Regions from separate parts of the Mus musculus genome. Here region 1 is linked to region 2. A link is a loop called in an ENCODE intact Hi-C map of the cell type or tissue named here. Cell type or tissue: heart. All regions are shown on one strand. Links, peaks and the distances in the headings refer to the core of each region. The heading gives the core; the rest is flanking DNA. Region 1 overlaps 4930555F03Rik (a long non-coding RNA gene). Region 2 has its middle 340 kb from the start of 4930555F03Rik.

Region 1 (10,205 bases), core at 952-8,951, 180 kb after region 2:
CCTTCAAGATTTCCTTTCATTTAGGCAGCTAACCATTGTGTCTGTGACTCCTCTCTCTCTCTCTCTCTCTCTCTCTCTCTCTCTCTCTCTCTCTCTCTCTCATGAATTCCATCTGCTTCTAAGTGTCAATGCTGGAGCTTGCATGAGAGCACTTTTGATTAGCACTAAAAAAAGGTCTAACGTCTGAGATCTTGAATAGAAAACTTCTAATAAAACTAAACTTCTCTAATAGTATCTTGTCAGATCAGCTGTATGGTCCCAGAGTAGGTTGCTTAAATCCTGGCTAAGCCTGGGAGTGCAAAGCTTAACACCCGCAGGCTTGCAATCTTTTCGAATGTGATTATAATTCAGCACAAGCTTTGCATCCTGGATAAAGGTTCCCCTTGAACACAAAGTATGTTACATGCTTGTGTGGTAGTGATCAAAATACTCAGCAGATTATGGCACTTGCTGCTCTTCAACCTCCAAAGTGGTGTTAAAATGCTACATCCAATCAGCTAAGCTGTAAATTAATTTTTTTAGATTGAAGACATAGTTTTATTTTATATGCCAGAAACTCGTTTCAACCCTAGCATTTCTGTTAGCACATTGCATCTAGCAGCATAACTCAAGAGGTTTAATGAAAGTTTAAAAACAATCTGTTGCAGATTTTGTGCCTAATTTATTTTTAATTGCAAATTGTACGACACGTTATTGCCTGTGAAAATAGAAATTTAATTTCCTTCCTGTTTCTTTTCTTTTTTTTTTCTTTCATTCTTTCTTTCCTTCTATCCCCTCCAGCCCCCAAAATTCTGTTACAACCAAAGAGGAAATGGGCTTTTAGCATGCTGTTTTCTGAATTTGTTTCTTTATTCTTAGACCCTGATTGTGCAGTCTTTGGAAACTATATCTCATGCCACTTAGCACAGATCCCTCAAACATGGATTCATGCCTTCTGAATGTGCAGCCTGGGATCCTGTGAGGATACAATTACTCCAAGGGTGTAAATATAAACACCCTTATCCTGGTGCAGGACAGAGGACTCATTCTGATGGTGTCATACTTACAGTGGGAGGCACTTTAAATCATTTAGCACCCTCATTTGCAATGCAGTAAAAGCACAGACAAGTTCAGTTTTAAGTATAAGTCCAGTTGGATAATTTGTAAAAATTAGATATTATCTTCATATCTTTATAATAGTAGAACAAAGTCCTTTATTATCATGTTGTTGTTTTGAATGTAACTGTCAGGTGTTTTTTTTTTGTTTTGTTTTGTTTTGTTTTTGTTTTGTTTTGTTTTTTTAAACTGGCCTTCATTGTAATATATTGGAAGAAAAAAAAATCAAATAAAAGTACCCATGCTGGTCTTTCTGAAGGCCTTGTCGCACTCTGCTGCGTCTGATGGTTTGACACTGTGGAAGAATCTGAAATGTCACAACATGGGCATTGGAAACAAGGGTCTCTGTGCTTGGTTTGCATTCCCTCCTGACTTCTTTGGCAAATTTACATCACAACTGTGTTGTATTATTTATTTTCAGTTTCCCTACTTTCTCTTTCTCCCCTGCCCTTAGAGAGTAGCCATCAGCCCGCTTCCTCCCAGCTTGTGTCAGCTAAGCAAACTGCCATCTTAGCTAGTGACAAGTTCAGAGCTGCCACTTACCAGATTGGGTGTGAATTAGTATGGGGAACAGGTCTCTCCTTTCTGCTAGACAGTGCTTTCAGCTTCTACAAGGCCCAGATCCAGTGATGACATGAGCAACATGATGCCTTGTTTTGTGCTAGCTCTTCTGTAGCACGCACTACACAGCGTTGACCTCCACACAGGTGTTATGAGTGAGTCTCTTCCTATTTGTGAACAGTCGGATACGACGTGTTGGCTGGGGTAGAGAAAACAAACCCAGATGAAAATATTTGCAATATTTAAAATCAAGGAGGCAGAAGGTCAGAGAAGTAAGTTTAACAATTAAATAAAAAACATAATCAGCTTTCTTAAGGAAGAATTGATTATCTTAACATAGCATACTGAAGTAGAAAATTAAGGTAGTAACCGCTATCAAGTCATATGAGGCATTTGTATGTTTTATTTTTTAATTTTTACAAGACTTAAGATGTGCATAATTACTTTTCTTAGGTACTTCACAATGCATCATTGAGGAAAAATAATTATTTAAAGTACTTTTTTTCACTTTTCAGCTTGGTTCTGATAATTGAAATTAAAGACATGAATAAATAACATTTGGTAAAGGAGTAAGTAGGGACAGGGATGGGTTCATCTCTACAGATGCAGATGGATGCAGATGAATTACAAGTGAAGGGGCAGTTTGTCTATGTATTTGCTTAGCAGAAGAAGTAGTATATATTTTATAAAAAGAGGTTTGGTGAAACCTGATGACTCTTTGAAACTCGATCAGGTATTGGGACCAGTGTTGTAAAGGAAGTGTGATAATGTTCTTGACCAAATGAATGGAGAATGAATTTATGGAAAGCGTCGGTCATAGACAATATTTAAGATCTAGGAATAAATATGTTAGGTTGATAGTATTGGTATATATTCGCATATAAATCATTATGGCAAAACTCAATCCTGTTACCAGGACATGAACGTTATCTGTTTTTATAAATTCCTGTCCAAGACTGAAGGGCAAGTTATCAGAATGAAGGCATCTTCACTGTCTCCTTCCTTTCCTCCTTTCCCTCCATCCTTCCCTCTATTCTCCTTCCCTCCTTCTCTCCTTCCCTTCATCCTTCCTTCTTTCCCTTCGTTCCTGCTTTCCACGGCATTATGAGGTCAGAGATTTAGGTAAAGAAAACTAAAACTTTGTTAAGCTCTTCAGAGAAAACTTTGCTACTAGTGAAAATGTAGTTTGAAGTTCAGTCTTCTGGGGCTTTTTCAACACTGTCCAGGGAGTCCAGTTCTGTTCATGCACTCATTCTAACTTTAAAATGCTTCCAAGGAATCAATCTCTCTCTCTCTCTCTCTCTCTCTCTCTCTCTCTCTCTCTCTCTCTCTCTCTCTTTCTCTCTCTCTCTCTCTCTCTCTCTCTCTTTCTCTCCCCTCCCCTCCCCTCCCCTCTCCTCCCCTCTCCTCCCCCACCCCGTATGTATATGTGTGTGGAGTCTCTCTGTTCATTCATTCCCATACACACAGAACCTTATAACCTAACCCATGCTGGGATTAATAATGTACAAATGTAAGTATATCTATAATCTTTGAGGTTTTAGCGATCTGTTAAAAAAACAAAAGGATTTTTTTTTTTAAATCAGAATCATCAGAAAGCAATAGAAGTATTATTAACCAGGCCAGGTGATAGTCATGTATACATGTATACTTTCCAACTTTAACTTATGCCTATATTCATACCGTTAGGGAATGAATATGGTCAAAATATATTGTTTTAAAAATGTAAAACATAAGTTTATTAGATTTTAAAGTTAAGTATTTGTAAAATGTACATGGGTGATACATTTTTCCCCAATCTATGGCATTCAAAAATTGTTCAGTATAGGGGAGTGGGGGTGGGTGGGTAAGGGGGACTTTTGGTATAGCATTGGAAATGTAAATGAGCTAAATACCTAATTAAAAAAAAAAAATTGTTCAGTTTGAAAAACATTTTTTTAGAAAAATCAAAATATGTTTTAAATGTAAATATTTGAACATAATAAGCATATTATATAAAATGTAATAATAAAATAGCTTATCATATTCCTCCTTATAGACAAGATTTCAATTTAAACTATTTTAGGACACATGGATTTTTGCACTCAAACTAAACTTTAAAATAAAATTATAACCCCAAAATATGAAAGGTTAAATTTAACAAGTCTTCATAGCATTTTCAAACACATATGTTTAACAAACAAAATACATTATAAATAGTTTGTTTTAATTTATTTCCTTAAATTGATCACAGCAAAGAAGAACACTTTGGGATAACAGGACAGAGTGCATGATTCAGTTTATCCTGTCACCAAAAGTAATACCGCCATGTAAACTGGCTATAGTTCCTGCCTGACACTTACCATCACCATGTCCCATTTACAGTGTGTTTACTTAGTACAGGGCTTACTTTTTGTACCGTTTCAGTTGTTTTCCTATCTGCGTTTGTTTGGATCGCAAACATAGTAATTCTGAGAGGGGAAGCACACAGCCAGTGAAGGAACTTTGTAAACACCACTATAGATAAACAAAAACAACAAAGAAGAACAACACAAACAACATGATATGAGGAAGCTGCCTTCTCTGTCCCTCCCGTGCTACCTCATTTGTCTGTGGACATACTTCTGAAGCAATTAACAGGCTCCAGTCCCTTGTGGTAAGAGGAATCCCCTACAGTGGGACATTCAAATTAGCAGACACCTTAGGGATAACAGATATAACATTCTTTTTTTTTTTAATGAAGACCCAACATTGGGAGAAATTAAATCATTTAACCCATGTCATAAACATAAATGGAGCAAATTCAAAGTGCCTAACTTTGAGTTCCATATTTTCTTCCTGCATTAACTTAATTAGCTCTCAGGAATTATTCTATCACCATTGAATTAAGCACAAACTTGTGTTATCTAAGAGATGAGAACCATAAGCATACCCTGTATAACCCTTACAGTAGAGTACCACTTGGCATGGGGACTCTACTGTCAAAATGGGGACTTTAATGCCTTAAAAGGGGGACATTTGGGTGCAGCAAACTAATATTATACCTAAATCATTAGTATTTTGAATAAAGATTAAAATATCCCTAGAAAATAACTTAGATTTACATTCACATGAGCATCTCTATCAAGAAATACAATTGAACTGGGTTGTGAAAAAATTGGAGCAACCCTAGACATATGTCATGTCTACTGTGGGCATAACGGTCCTACATCACCCAGCTCTGATCCACTCTGGATTCTGATAAATGATAAGATGCATGCACAGGGGTAATTCTAAAATCAGGCTTAGATTACAGGACTAGAGAAACCATGCTGCCCTTAAGACTACTCATTTGCTCATGCAAAGTACCTGAGTTCAATTCCCAGCCTCCACGCAGTGCTTACAGCTAGCTGTCTGTAACTCCAGTTCCTTAGGAATCTCATGCTCTCCGCTGACCTCTGCAGGCGCTGCATGCACATGGTCCCCATGTACACATTCAGGAACACAGACATACACATACAATGTAGATCTCTAAATGCTTTGAAAGTAAGATTCCAGTTGCAGTCCTGGCAATGAACACATATGTGGGAGATGGGCATTTTATTCTGTCTTCTCTCAAATACAGATCTTAAGATCTACGAATGGAAGTAATTATAATTTCACAGCAGAATCTGGGTCAGATCAAAAAACCCAACCACTTGGCTGCTCAGGCTGCATGACAGAGTTCTTGCAAACCATGAGCACATAGGATCTATGTGTGTCTGGGATGGCTAAGTGCCTAGAAGATAAATGAATGGCAGAAAAGAAAATTCTTCTCTCCTAATTAAATTAGTCAGTTTCATGTCACTGTGACTAAGCAATGGAAGGAAGAAAATTAAAGAAAACTTTTTTGGGGGCACATGATTTTAGCCCATCACAGTTGTCAGGCTTAGGAGAGGTACGGTGGTAATTTGAATGAAAGGCAACCACTCCACAATTCATATACCAGAAAGCAGAAACCAGACAGAAACAGAGACTAATTCTAACCTGCAGGACCAGCCTATCCTAACCTAGACCCACAGACTAGGGTCTATGTAACAGAGTCTACCACTTCATAAAACAGTGCTACCAGCCTGAGACTAAATGTCCAGACACATGACAACATAGGGGAATTATACATTCACATTTGAAGACCCAAAGCCCAATATGAGGACAACAGGAAAGATATTCTCTATGTATTTGTCAACCTTGATAACTGCTTTAGGGTATGTTCAACCAGTGCAACAATATGCATCGAATTTTTAGCATGGATCTTCTAATCTACCTGATGCTGTGTATATTGAGGAGAAAGAGTCAGATATGTTGTGGGATCTCAGTGTGAAGCCCACCCACAAATAACCAATTACAAGGATGGATTCCCAATGTGTGGAAAGAGTTTACATTAACCACCAGGCTGAGTTAAAGAGACATGGTTTTTAGAGTCTCTGTGTTCATCCTGTATAACAAAGCATTAGATTGGGAGTCATTTCACTTGAATTCATCCTCGTATCAGCATATAGGACATAATCTTAGTTAGGGAACCTACATCCTCTGTATTTTACTATCCTATAGTGAATCATGCTTACTGTGTTACTACTGTGTAAATGCTTGCAGGATACAATGGATTTGTTTAGAATTCGGTGTGTAGTAAATTGCATACACAAATAACACCACCTAGGGCTTTTCTGCATTTATGAAGGAGAGGTAAGTTAGAGAAAGTGACCAACAGAGCCCGGGGTTTTGCTTCTTGCTCCCTTGAAGTCTAAGAACTTGGTCTTTGAATGGCAATGCTGACAAGAGTGAGAGCATCTCAGACTGTCTGAAACATGTAACTACCATAAAAGGTAAAGAAAGATCTGAGCACCCAGGAGTAAGATGTAAGGACGTGTGAGATTTCATGAAGTAAGCAGGAGAGTTAGTACTGAAGAGAGTATATACCCCACCAAAATGCACACATAGACAGAGTTCACTCTCCAGTTATCTGTCTTGTCTACTGAAGTAACCATCTTACACTGAAGAACATGCCACAAGACAGGTACAGAGTACCCAGCAGCCCTCTTGTTATAACCCAGTGAGTTGAGTCTAAACACGCTCAGTGTCTTCTGTCACCTCCTTCCTTAGCCTCTCCTGAAACACCTGGCAATATTTCTTATTTATCTATAAAATTTTAGTCGGCAGTGCAAGCCAATTATGATGAGATGACTTTGTGAAGCTTGTTAGCTCAAAGCTTTCCTTCATGTATAAAATAATGAAATCATAAAATCCCATTCATAAGAACTCATGACATATAAAGATAAAATTTGTATCTCTTAAGAAAAATGGGGGAAAAAAAATCTCAGTGTCTTAGTCAGTGTTCTGTTGCTGTGAGATGACACCATGACCATGGCAATGCTTATAAAGGAAAGCACTTAACTGTACAGTTTTGGAAAGTTAGTCCTCATGATAGGAGAGCATAATAACAGTGTGTAGTCAGAAAGGATGCTGCGGAAGTGGCTCAGAGTTCAATAACCAGCTCTACAAATACCCCGAGGAAGAGAGACACTAGGACTAGCCTGGGCTTATTGAAACCCCAAGACCTACCCTACTGACACTCTTCCTTTGACAAGACATCACCTACCCCAACAAAGTGCCACTCGCTGATGACCAAGCCTTCAAATATATCAGCCTGTGGCAGCCATTCTTATTCAAACCACCACACTCCCCCACTATCCCCCCAGACACACACACACAAAGATCCATTAGAAGGCTTGCTATTGGGCAGTAATAAAGGTAGATGTATGGAGGAGTGGGCAATCGCTGCCATGGGCATTTCAAATAGAGCTGATTTCCATGAGTTCAGGCAGCAGTAGTCAACAGTACAAATGAAATCTCTCCTAATTCACTTTCCCAATTATGGAGTTTGTTTATCCTCAGCTAGCCCCTGCACAGAAACAAACCAAATGATGGTGGCAAGTCTATTGATTTCCCTTGTAGATATTTTTAAGCTTGTTAAATAGAGGTAGTGGCTGTAATTGCAGATTTACTATTTCACATTTGCAGCTTTCGCAGGGACAAAACTTCAGCCCCCATCATGAGTTTGAGATGTTAAACATTACTAAACATTGGCAATGCTGTGATAGATGTACCCAGAACCAGAGAACTCTTCATACTTTGTCACACAAGGCTAATTTAGTCTGCTCTAAATTAGTGGTCTGTAGAGTGGAAACTGATGTGCTTAAGGGAAGATGTGTTTAACTGCATCCTGACAGCCTAGCTCTGTGATGTGGCAATATTTTATTAGTGTTTCATGAGGTCTCAAACAGAATCACTGAGTTTATCTATCCATAGTTATCATTTAACAGCCCGCACTGGCCCAAGAGCTGTACTATTAGGGAGATCACAGTTTTATTCAGCACTTTTTTTTTTCTGAAAACATGGTTTAGTAATAAGCAATGTAATGAAACCTCATAGAAGACGACCAAAGAGACCTTCTCCAGAAAGACAATCCATTCCTCCAACAAAGACAAGAGTCACACTCTATCCTTAATGATCAGTTGCCAAATAAGAGAAGTGGAAAATACCCCTCCTTCGACTGGACAACTGACTTTGAATAGAATCAATTGGTAGAGATTTCTCTTCCCTACCTGAGCACTGTGGTGTATGCAAAATCTGTGCAACTCTGCTTGTGCCTTGGGCACCTTATTATCAGAAAATAGTAGGAAACAGAAATATTGGGTAACTTTCTAATAAATGACACTTCAACATTCAATTTGTTCTGTCTTTTCAAGCAGAATTAGTTTTAGAGGTATTTTTGTTCATTTATTATTGGGAAAGACCTTACTAACTTATTCAAGCAAGAAAATTACCCCAAAAGCTCACAAGATTTATAATGCTTGGGAAAAAAAGGCAATTCAAAACCTAATGAGACATTTTAGGCCTCATTTGCATCTCTAACCTGACCCATTTTCTGCAAAACGTTTTTGTTGGTAATTTACATACTAAAAGCTAGTTATTTATCCATCCCTAACCAAAAAGTTGATGAGATTACTAATACCACAGTGAAGTTGCGATTGCCCTAAAAGCTAAATTCAACCATTTCTAGAAGGTTGACTATTGAGTCATTTATTTAGCTATAATCTTCATTACAGGCTGGCAATATACCCAAACTCTGAGAAAAAAAATGACATGAAAGCCCAAATGTTTCATTGTCACATGCAAATTGATAACGATAATCTCCATAGGATTGTACACCTTGGGAGTAAAGAACAGTGAGGTGTGTGTGTGTGTGTGTGTGTGTGTGTGTGTGTGTGTATTACAGTGAGATATAAACCTTTGTATGCATTTGAAGCTAGTAATTTCATTAACTCATTGATGTTATTATATTAGTTGTTGTTGAAGTGTGTATGTGCAAGATGTTTCTGTGTGTGCAGCTACACATGTGTATGTGTATGTGTACACCTGTGTACTTGTATGAAAGTGTGAAACTCACATACCATGTTTTTATCTAAGGTAGGAACTCTCTCTGGGTCCTGGAATTCTCCAGTTTGGCTCCGTTTTCTAGTCACTAAGCCCCAGGTATCACCAGTCTCCATTTCCCCTGAACTGGGATTAGAAGAGAATACCAGCACACCTAGCCTTTACGTGGGTGCTGTCATTGACTTCTGTTTTTCATGCTTACATGGAAAGCCCTCTACTGACTGAGCTCCACTGCACCAGATCAAGTTCCTGTTTTGTGCTTGCTTGCCTACGAATATTAACTCTCGATATGCATGTAATGGGACAGGAAAGCTACAATGAGAAACTGAAGTGTGTAGGTGAAGCACGTCATAACTTTTAGGAAATTTTATCTTTCTTTCATGATAGATGGAGAAATGAAAATACTGGAAACCAGAGTCCTAAAAACAACGAACGGAGAAGGCGATAGGGAAAGGTTAGCAGACATATGCAAAGTTACAGATCACAGCAATCACTTTTGTGCTCTATGTCATTCTAAGGTGACTATAGTCACTGACATATTGTATATCTTAAAATGACTAGGAGAAAACATTTTGGCTTTAGAACAAGGCAGTTATATACATATAAATAGGTCTGTATATTGTTTTAAAAAAGATAACCCTGCATTGTGAGCATGCATCAAAATACTATAAAATCCCAGAATATATTTTTAGGTACTAAATAACAATATATATCCATGTGTATGTAAAGTGTCCACTAATATTTTAAGGGGATATGCAAAACAAAACAATCAAACAAACAACAATTAAAAAAAACAAGTTTTAGGGGCTCAGTGAGGAAAGTGATCATTTTTCAAACTTGAGAACTTGAGTTTGTATATCCAACACCTGTATAAAGCTACATCTTTTGTGTTAAGCATCTGTGAACACAGTGAGAGTGAAGGTGTGTAGAAAGGCAAATCCTGGAGTCATGCTGGCCAATCAGTCTATATGAAAGGGCAAGCCCAAGGTTTAATGAGAGGGCAAATGCCAATAAATAAGGTAGAGAAGGAATTGAAGAAATCATCCTAATGGTTAAAGTCTGATCAGTCCAATGCCATCAGAGACAAGAATGCCTGTACACAATGTGCACACAGAGCC
Region 2 (10,205 bases), core at 1,098-9,097:
CTATCTATCTATCTATCTATCTATCTATCTATCTATCTATCTACCTACCTACCTACCTACCTATCTATCTATCTATCTATCTATCTATCTATCTATCTATCTATCTATCTATCTATCTATCTATCTATCTATCTCAGTTAGTTAGTTAGTTAGTTAGTTAGTTAGTTAGTTAGTTAGTTAGTTTTTTCGAGACAGGTTTCTCTGTGTAGCCCTGGCTTTCCTGGAACTCACTCTGTAGATCAGGCTGGTCTCGAACTCAGAAATTCGCCTGCCTCTGCCTCCCAAGTGCTGGGATTAAAGGCATGTGCCACCACTCGTAGAGATGGGGATGACTCTATTGACCTCTATAGCAGAAAGAAATTAATTAGGTGTAATACTTTTATAGGTTCAGGAAATAATGATGCTGAGACCAACAGTAATGAGCTAATGAAGTGATTGTGGAAGGTGTCACTAACAACATTAATAGACTAAGTATGAACATGGATGGATCTCAATCTGCTTCTAGTGTTTTCAATCTTTCATAGCTCTCTTCCTTAGAAATTGTAAAAGAAAACAAGTATGTTAGTTTCCTGATTTCGAGATGCTATTATTCTCAGAGAAGTAAAAAGGAATTAAAACTATCTTTGCATCTTTACTCTCATTAACCAGGAGCTCCACTAGAGACCTTATCTCTGTGAGTCCCACAGAATAAGGCTGAATAAGGCTTATTCTCATGTTTCACTCTACTTGGGAGTCTTACATGGCTAAATTGGATGAGTGTGATTGGCAGGAGCCTGTGGTGTGTTTTCAGTTTTAACCAGTCTGAAGAACTGAGAAAGGTGTGGGGAGAAAATGAAGTCAGGGTTCACGGTTCCTTACATCACAGGTCATCCATCATGGGATTGTTGTCTGAGAATGCCACAGCTACTGGTCACCATTATTACTCCTTTACTCCTAAGAGGCTTCAATACTAGTTCCTAGTATTACTACATTTAGGACATCGCACTGGCATTCCTGCCCTTTGAGCCACTTCCCACTCTCTACAGTTGCATGATGTGATTGTTACATCCATTTGCTGCCTAGATTCCAGCTGACATAAAATCTTTCAGAATATAGTGCAGTGTAATCTATTTCATATTCATCGTCCCTATGTAAAACCATTTTCTGTACTTTTTTTTATAACTTGAAAAAGTTGTCCCAACTCTCTAATCTTGAGCATATGGTGTAATTTTTAGAACACAGGTAGAATTTATAACCCTACACTTAACAGCATTTCTAAGTTGTAAGTGATTCCTATTTTAATCAAAGGAAAAAATTAAATTGTGCATGTAAAAATTAGAGACTGTCGTTGGCATCTGTGTGTGTCAATGGGGCCATTAGTGTCACGGGCATCCAGTTGACACATAAATTTCTTGAGTGCATGGTACTGGTTGACTTAATAATGGTAGAGGGAATTCCTGAATTTTTAAATTATTTACATACTTGGAAGTGCACAGACAGATCCATGTACAATTGTCTTAGGTGAACAACTTAAATGTTTCTGTCAGAAGGTGATCCTTTAATGCAACTGGGTAAAAATTGACTGGATTTCATCAATAGTATTTAAGTACTGTTTCTTTTCATTGCAACAAAATATCCTTGATATTAAAATACTAAAATACCTTATAGGATTCAAGGGAGAAACATCTTTCGCATTTTTAAGTGAGCATCTGTATAGGACAAATGTACATAAGACTTTAAACTGCACCAAGATACTATCTCAGTAAATTCTATTTTAAATGCCAGAATTACAGATTAAAATATTCCAAACTCTCTTATGCCTTGAACCATAAATAAAAATAATATGGGCAGGTGTTCATGTAAATTTCTTAGGAAATTTATATAAAAAGATTTAAGAAAAGCTTCAAGTTAAACATGGATTTCTTTTTTAAAATACTATTACATAAGTGAAAATAAGATGTCTGATATGAAAAAAATACTACAGATAGGGTAAGGTTTATTTTTTAAAAACCCTCCAAATAATGACTTAATGCATGTTTATTTGAACCTTAAATCTATAGATCAGAATATTGGGCAAGACTCATCTGGGTAGTTGCTATTGAATTCATTCCAACATCTTCAGTAAGCAGGTTGGCTGGGAGCTGGCTGGTCCAGGATCACCTGTGCTGGGAAACTTCCTCTGTCCCACATGGTCTCTCATCTTCCAGGAGGTTAGCGGAGCCTGTTCATATGGCAGCTGGGCAGCCTTCCAAGAAAGCCAGCAGTAGCATTCAAGAAAGCTCAACATTGTTTCACCAAATTCTATGGTGGAAAGACTGTCACCAGGGAGCCCAAATTCAGGGGGTGGGAGAGGTAAGGTTTAAATGGAAGGATGTCTAACTCAAAGATCAAATGGAACAGAAATAAGCAAAGCAAAAGCGTAACTGTTTTATGATCTCTCAAAATTAGTCAAAGGAATAAGTCAGAATGAGAGTGCAAAGGGTAAAGTTATTGCTGTAAAGAGACTGAAGCAAAGATCATGATTTTGCATCTACCAGTGTATCTGCAAATAGGCACATGTTCCTATTTGGTGCTTTTAAGATCTTAAAAGAACTTTAATCTCTATCGCATCTTCATTGGGGTCTTATTTCTCTGTGTTGTTGTTGTTTGGTTCTTATTTCAGCCAAATCTACAGGTCCTTCCATGGTTTGCTTTTTTTCTTGGCGTTTCTTCCTTCTCCCCATCTTACTCTCTGACTCCCAGAACTGTTCTATTCTTTCTCTGAGTGAGTTTTATCTTTCCCCAGCCTCTCTTATCCTGCTTACTGTCCATTCCAAACTCTGGCAGAAACAAAGTTAATGAAGAAAACACTAAGTCATTTGGCAGCCATGAAGAAGCAATGAGATGCCAACTTCTAAAGAGCCAGAGGACATTTAAACCCCAAATGCTGGGAATCTTTGTGCAAATACAAATGGAACAGAGGGAGGGGGAAAAAAAGCATGTAAAGGATTATTAGGTAGCAAGAGGTTGGCCACCGTTTTCCATTACTTATTTTCCCATACTTATTAGAAGACGATTTCTATGTTTTTGTTTGAGTTTGTGCAAGGGGAGAAATTAATGAGCACAAGATGGGAGGAGGCAGAGAGAGAGAGAGATACTAAGAATCAATGGAAACTTGCCTCATTCCATTTCGAGTCAGACCATAAGAAAATAGTTTTCAAAACGTAAGGATTCAGGTTAACAATGCAGGTAAAGTTTCCAAGTTCCAAAAAGATCCTGCATGAGAACTGAGATGTGTGTTATATTTCAAAAAAGAAAAGCAGCTGCTCATTCCAGACAGAATTTGCTATTGCCTTCTGATGAGAGGAAGCTAGGACTCAAACCTAGATCTTGTATTCTTCATTGTTATTCTTCTAATACAGACCTTGCCCCTTGCCCAAGCTAAGATTGTTACTCCACGGAGGGTTTTTAGACATCATTAACCACAGGAAGAGAACATAACACAGCAGAAACTCGGAGATTGAATAACAACCTTGAAATTCAAACTGACATCATGTATTATTGTGTGCATTATATACTAAACAGTTATTAGGAACAATTAGCAATTAAAGACTCTTAGGTGCAGTTATATGGTTTTCTACAATATATCCTGAGTAGCAGGCTAAGTGCTTTGGCTGTAAGCCAATCATCAAAAAGCCCACAGAAAATGCTAATCTCAAATATGTGCTCTTTATGGCTATTGAATGAGGTCTGTTAATCAAGCCAAGGTCTTACAGAAATGGGGGAACTTCAGGTGCAAACTTCTCACTACAAAGAAAATACCATGTTATATAAAATGCAGGTGGCCACTGCAAAATAAATGTACACACTTGCTTTCTCAACTTGGCTTTTATCAAGAAGAAGAAGTGAAGCAAGAGGAAGAGAAGGAAGGAGAAGGAGAAGGAGAAGGAGAAGGAGAAGGAGAAGGAGAAGGAAAGAAGAAGAAGAAGAAGAAGAAGAAGAAGAAGAAGAAGAAGAAGAAGAAGAAGAAGAAGAAGAAGAAGAAGAAGAAGAAGAAAAGAAGAAGAAGAAAATAAGAAGAAGAAAATAAGAAAGAATATTTTAACATGGAAATGGTAATGTAGAAATATTCTAATATATCTCAATTCCAGCACAAACTTAATGAAATGTTCTTTCTGTTTGGTTGTGACTCTTGTTGTTCATCGCAGTTATCACAAAATCCTAAAACTCTACTTTTCTGAAACATTAAAAAGATGTTACATCATGGTCCAGCCAAGTGTATGAGCTGTAATTGTGCACATGTAGCTCCATATAGATTGAATACTATATTTTTAATTTTAGGACGTTCACAATATCCATCTTCCCAAAGAGACATATGTTCAATGATAGTAAATAAGGCAGATTTTTGTGCTTTATTATATGGTACTTATATTTTATTAAAATCAGAGTGATAGTTTCAATTCACCCATCATTAGTATTTATACAGATTTTTGGGGGAGTTCAATTTATATATTGAGTAAATAGTAAACTGATCTTATTCTCTGTTTAGCACAATTTTCTTAAAGTATGGAGTAGGCTAAAGGCAAATGGTGTCCAATTTCTATAGGATACTTAGGACCGGAAATGATAGAACCACTATAAAGGGTTAAAACTAAAACTAGTTTACTGACCATGTATGGTTATATGTTTGTGAATAAATAACTGATTGATATGCTCAGCCTAGCACACATTCCTCTAAATGCCACATAGAACAATAAAAATATAGTGCTGTGAAAGAATGGACTGAGGAAGCTAAGAAAGATCTGTTTTATACTTGGATATAATCTGAGAGTCTTCAACTTTACATAGCGTCAATAATCTTAAAGATAGAGAACACAGCAACAAATAATAAGCCAATTTCTGACTTTTATTTAGAGAAAAAAGGATATTATGGTTGAGCCTTGTGGCTGCATGCCTACAATAGGGAGCACTAGGCAGGACCTTGTGACTTTCAAGGCCAGTTTGGGCTACCTGGAAGGACTATGTACATAATCAGGAAATAATAACACACTATAAATCGAAAAGTATCTCAAAGTTTTAATATTAAAAAAGAAGGTAGTGGTTTTACAAAGTAGCCCAGTTTCTGAAGAGATGTCTCAGCTGTAAGACCACTTACTCTTGTTCCAGGGGGCCAGTGTCCAGTTCCCCCCAGTAACATTGGGTGGCTTACAACTGCTCACAGCCCCAGCTGGAGGGTTTCTGATTTGCATGGACAACTGCACACAGGTGTCACATACTCTCGCAGACACATCCACATACACAGAAATAAATCTCTTTAGAAAAGCATCCAAAGCATTTGTAGATTAAGATTTGGTCATTTCTAAAATGATTCTGTTATTTAGAATCAACGGAAAACACACACAATAAACTCTAAGCAAGAAGACTTAGCATGGAGACTTGGAAGGAACATAGAATTAGGGAAAGCTAGAAGCAAGGATTTTAAAACTAATATATCATTGTTCTTACCCAAAAATTGAACAAGGAAGCTACTCAGTGTGAAGAACTAAGCCTGAATTCAGGGGTTATGGGGAAAAATGCTATTTTACAATCCAGATGGAAATCAACAGTAAAGGAATGTTTTCAAAATCTAAGGTCTGTAACCTTGTAACTTTAATACTAGGCTTTCCATGTTGTCTCCTGTGCTGAACACCTGCACTTGGGAGATGGGTCTATCACATGCTACAGGCTTAGTCTCCATTGTACTTGAGGACTATCTGAGACCTCTGCTATTCTTCTTGTAGTTGAGTGAGGTACAGTCTCTCTCAGTGAGTGATATAAAGAAGTACTGGGGAGAGGCAAACTGATGGGATGTTTGGAGTAGCAAAGTCTTGCCTGGCTCCTGGTCTCTAGCCATTGCTAGTGATATGCACTTCCAGAAGATGGAGCTATAGCTCAGTCAAAGTGCTCACGAATGAGAGAGAGGGAGCAGAGAGAGAGAGACAGAGGGGAGAGAGAGAGAGAGAGAGAGAGAGAGAGAGAGAGAGAGAGAGAGAGAGAGAGAGAGATTGAAATTTAACATCTCAGAATCTGTTTTAATCATCTTTTTAAAACATAATAATAAAATAGTGCTAAATGGTAGTAGAAGGTAAGAAATGGGTCAAAAACATAGTTGTTCAGATCAAATCCAAAAGATTTTTTTTAGCTTAAAGTGCTTTATTTAGTATATAGTGTTTATGAGAATAATTTGAATGGGCTGAAGGTGTTCTTGAACAGAATTCAGCCCTCTTAAAGAGAATGAAAGATATCACGATTTAGATTTTACAAAAATGAGAATAGTCGGAGACAATCAAAGGTGTGTGTGTGTTTTCTTTGAAAGAAGGTATCTTTCAAAGTCTATGGGAGAGCACCCTTATATCCTCAAAATTGTTAAGATTGTGCTGCTTCATAGTCTCCATTTGTCTCTATCGCAAGATTTTTTTTTAACTATATACCTCCTCCTTCACCTGTCCTTTGCCAACATTTATTACAAGTGATAATAGTACTGCTCTCCCATGAGTATGTAGTACACCTCTATCTCATTATACATCCCCATCTTAGAAATCTGTGTGTGGCCGACATCACAAAAGACCATAATAGAGTTCGTTGCCATCCGTGCAGGGCAATCACCCTCTTATAGAAGCCAACTGTCTATGAAGGAAGACTGTTCTGGACCAGTGGGCCAGGGGATGAGATATGTTCTAGGCAGCAGTGTCTTTCAGCAACATCACAGAAAAGGCTTTAGAGCTAAATCATAAGTGTGAACACCAGAATTTAAATTTGAATCATTTTCCCAACTACAGAAATGTTCCCATGAGCTTGATACTCTGGAAGCCCCGCAAGGCCTCCTGAGTGTGTGAGATTTGGGTTACGGTGGGCAAAGTTGAGGGTTGGAGTTAGAAGAAGAATGAGGCTCATCTGAGGTATTACTAGAAGTCTGTCTTATCACTCTGCTCTTCAAATGTGTAGCTTTATGCAAGTTTGAGATGTACAGTCAGGGCTTTTTTTCCCTCTAAAGTTTTTTTTACATGTAATGATATATAGTAGCTGTTGTTCTTCTTTCTCTTTTATTATTCCTTTCTTTGTGTGTATGTCTGTGTGTGAGTCTCTCTCTCTCTCTCTCTCTCTCTCTCTCTCTCTCTCTCTGTGTGTGTGTGTGTGTGTGTGTGTGTGTATGTCTCTGTGTGTATGGCTGTGTGTATACAAGACTGGGTATACCATGGTATATAAGTGCTCACGTAGAAATGAGATCAGAAGACAACTTTGTGGCATTATTTCTCTTTACACAGTTTCACAGATTCCAGGAATCAAATCCGGGTTGCTAAAACTAAGCATTTTAAACTAAGCATTGTTTTCTGCTGACCCATCTTGCTGCCTCAAGCAGCATGTTTTCTGATGGGAATCCAGTTTGTGCTATGTCTGACAGGAATTATCCAATATACAATGTTATCTCACATTGCACTGGCACCAAGACATCCCTACTAATGTGAGAGACATCTATAGAGACATCTATTTCACATCAATTTAGATGCAAACTAAAGCACAACCAGTTTTTTTTCTTGCAGATATGACCCTGGTCTTACATTGTTTTATAGCTGTTTTTAATTTTTATGTGATGATGTGTGGGTTTTGTAACTTTACGTTAAATTTCAAATTCTCTTCATAACTTTGTGACTGTTATCTTAGCTGATGACAAGGAAGCACTGTTGTTTTACAGCTACCTATTGAAATTAAATTCCCATAAGGAGAGAAGGTAAAATTACTATTTCATAAGAAGGAAACACTTTTCTATAAATTTGAGTCTGAGTGCAAATCTTTACAGCATGGAGATCCAATGTCTATCCTAATGTTTAGCAACTGTAAGCAGGGTATAAAATGTTTATGATGCTAGTTACTTTTTGGTATCCAGATGATATAATCTGAAGAAAACTCAGGCTTTGAGCTCCAGCCTTATAAAGGATTTCATTGCTGAACCTTGATGTCTTCAACTATACGATGGGCATGTACTTAACTTCACAACATGCTCTGACAACTGAGTAGCAGAAGTCTTTGGCATGATCTCTGTAAACAATTGCTTTGTCTAAAGAGTGTTCTTGTAGAGCACACTGCTGTGCCATGCCTTCCTAAATGCCCACTGTTCTGCCATATGTTAGGAAGTTTGAATACTTACAATTTCAACGTGAATTTAAGCTGATTTGCCAAAGGAAAAAAAAAATTGCTGAGTTCTTTCTCTCAGCAAAGTCTTATTTCTTTGGCAAATCTACTTTAATTAAGTTAAAATTATACTCCAGCCTCCCCATCCTGGCATTACCCTACACTGTGACATTGACCTCTCCTCCCATTGATACCCAACAAGGCCATCCTCTGCTACAAACAGGGCTAGAGGCATGTGTCCCTCCATATGTACTCTGGTTGGTGGTTTAGTCCCTGGGAGCTCTGGGTTGGTCTGGTTGGTTGATATTGTTTTTCTTCCTATGGGGTTGCAAAGCCCTTCAGGGAGCACCCTTATAGGAGTAGGGAGAGGAAGAATAGGATAGAGAGTTTCCAGAGGGGGAAATTGGGAAAGGGGATAACACTTGAATTGTAAATAAAGAAAATATCCAATGGTTAAAAAAAAAAAAAGATTTGCTGAGTTTTAAATGCATATAAGGTTTAGTTCCTTCTAAATTTTAATACAGACTCCTAGTCAAAGCCACTTGGAAAAGTGTGAAGGGATGTGGGACAACATGAAAATGAAATTAATTCTCCCCCACAATGCGTTTTAACCACCTCTAATTGTTTTAGGCAAGAGAAGGTGTGTGGAAGGGGTGGGTGGTGGGTGGAGGGGGATGTTGTCAAAAAGGCTCCTTGGAGCATACAGTGCCACACAACTGAACCTCCCTGAATGTCATTGCCACCACAGAAAATTGGCTCTGAAAAGACCGGTCTGTGCTAGTTTTACCTGCGTATTTCAGTTGTCATTTGCCTACTCAGGGGACCGGAGAAGAAAGCATTTTCCAAGCCTGGCAAGTCTACAGGGGTCTAAGAGCAGGAATCTGCCAACAGAAAATTAAAGTAATAAGGGAGGCACATTAACAAAAGCTCTTTTTCTTTTAATAAACATTAAAAAAAGGGAGTCCCAATAGGCCTGCCCCTTTCCAAGTGTTACTTTAGTTAGAGATATTTTTGCTTAACTTTTCAGACTATAAAGTATGAGACAACAGAAAAGGTGACAACAGAAAACATTTTTTGAATGTTTTGTATGCTTTTCCTCTAAGAGATTTTATATGCTAATTATTCCTACAACATACTCTGTTTAATTTCAACTGTACAATACAGATTTAAGTTCATGAGGGTGTCAGTGTGCTGTACATAGGGTTACATCGTTATTCATTGTATAACTTTGGGGTGACTTTAACTCAAGAAACAGCCCATCCCGAATATGTTCTTTGTAGAACAACACTTCAAAAAATGCACAGAAACGAGCTGTTTGTTTTGCTTTCTTTAAAGTAACTATAATTTCCTAATTCAGCTGTTTCTGCCTTGATTATTTTGCCTCTTCACTTTAATGGTGGCACTTGGAAATAATTTAGAAAAAAAAATACCTAGTCTATCCTCTCCGGCTCCTGCCTTTAATAAGGGAAGCCTATAGACAAACATTGGATAGGCAAGGATTTAAATGGCATGCAATTCTAGACAGTGCATGGCAGCACTTTAAATTTTTTCTCTCTGCCCTGTTAATTCTTCCTTCTTATTAATGAAGGCTTACAAGACACCTGGAATACAGCAAGGGCAAAATGATGGTGTCGGGATGTCCAGCTTTATTTCAAGGCTTGATAAACACACTATCTCCAATAACTTGTGTTTGAAGATGATGAAGATAAAGAAAAACAAATACCCTCTTGGTGTAAGGGACTTACAATCAACACAGGTCAATACAGCATTAATCCTGCTTCTTCTTCTTCTTCTTCTTCTTCTTCTTTTTTTTTTTTTAAACCCATGAAGAATCATTCTTCAATTCCTTCTGCTAATGAAGAGGTGCTGTAGGGAGGGCAATCTAACATGGCAGCAAGAATCATTTATATTCGAGTCAGAATGACTTCTTTTGTAGTTACATTTGAATATAATTGTGTCTGATATTCTGGGAGTCATAGATGAGCACCAGCAGGCAAGGGAGTTCCTACATGTGCACTTTTCCATTGTTCCCTCACAGAAGCAAAGACCGAATGAACGTGTGTCTACATGTGGTTAAT

What was found. Hi-C counts contacts between places; a loop is a spot of excess contacts. Peaks named below come from ENCODE experiments on the same cell type or tissue, not always from the same donor. Only the 100,000 strongest peaks of a DNase experiment are listed, where the experiment ranks them.
Region 1: it touches region 2 in a loop (3.0-fold over the local background); 4 of 42 quality-filtered maps call a loop at or near these places.

Annotation. Positions count from the first base shown.
Region 1 is chr8:49,524,350-49,534,554 of GRCm38, reverse strand. 4930555F03Rik (a long non-coding RNA gene) reads right to left here. Exons shown (of 10, transcript XR_001778771.2): 9 at 1,639-1,855. Among named protein-coding and RNA genes, the nearest start is that of 4930555F03Rik, 160 kb to the right of the region's middle. In heart, for the core only: a CTCF peak has its summit at 5,078 (motif pointing left); no DNase peak of the experiment used is centred there.
Region 2 is chr8:49,704,569-49,714,773 of GRCm38, reverse strand. No RefSeq gene overlaps it. Among named protein-coding and RNA genes, the nearest start is that of 4930555F03Rik, 340 kb to the right of the region's middle. In heart, for the core only: a CTCF peak has its summit at 5,853 (motif pointing right); no DNase peak of the experiment used is centred there.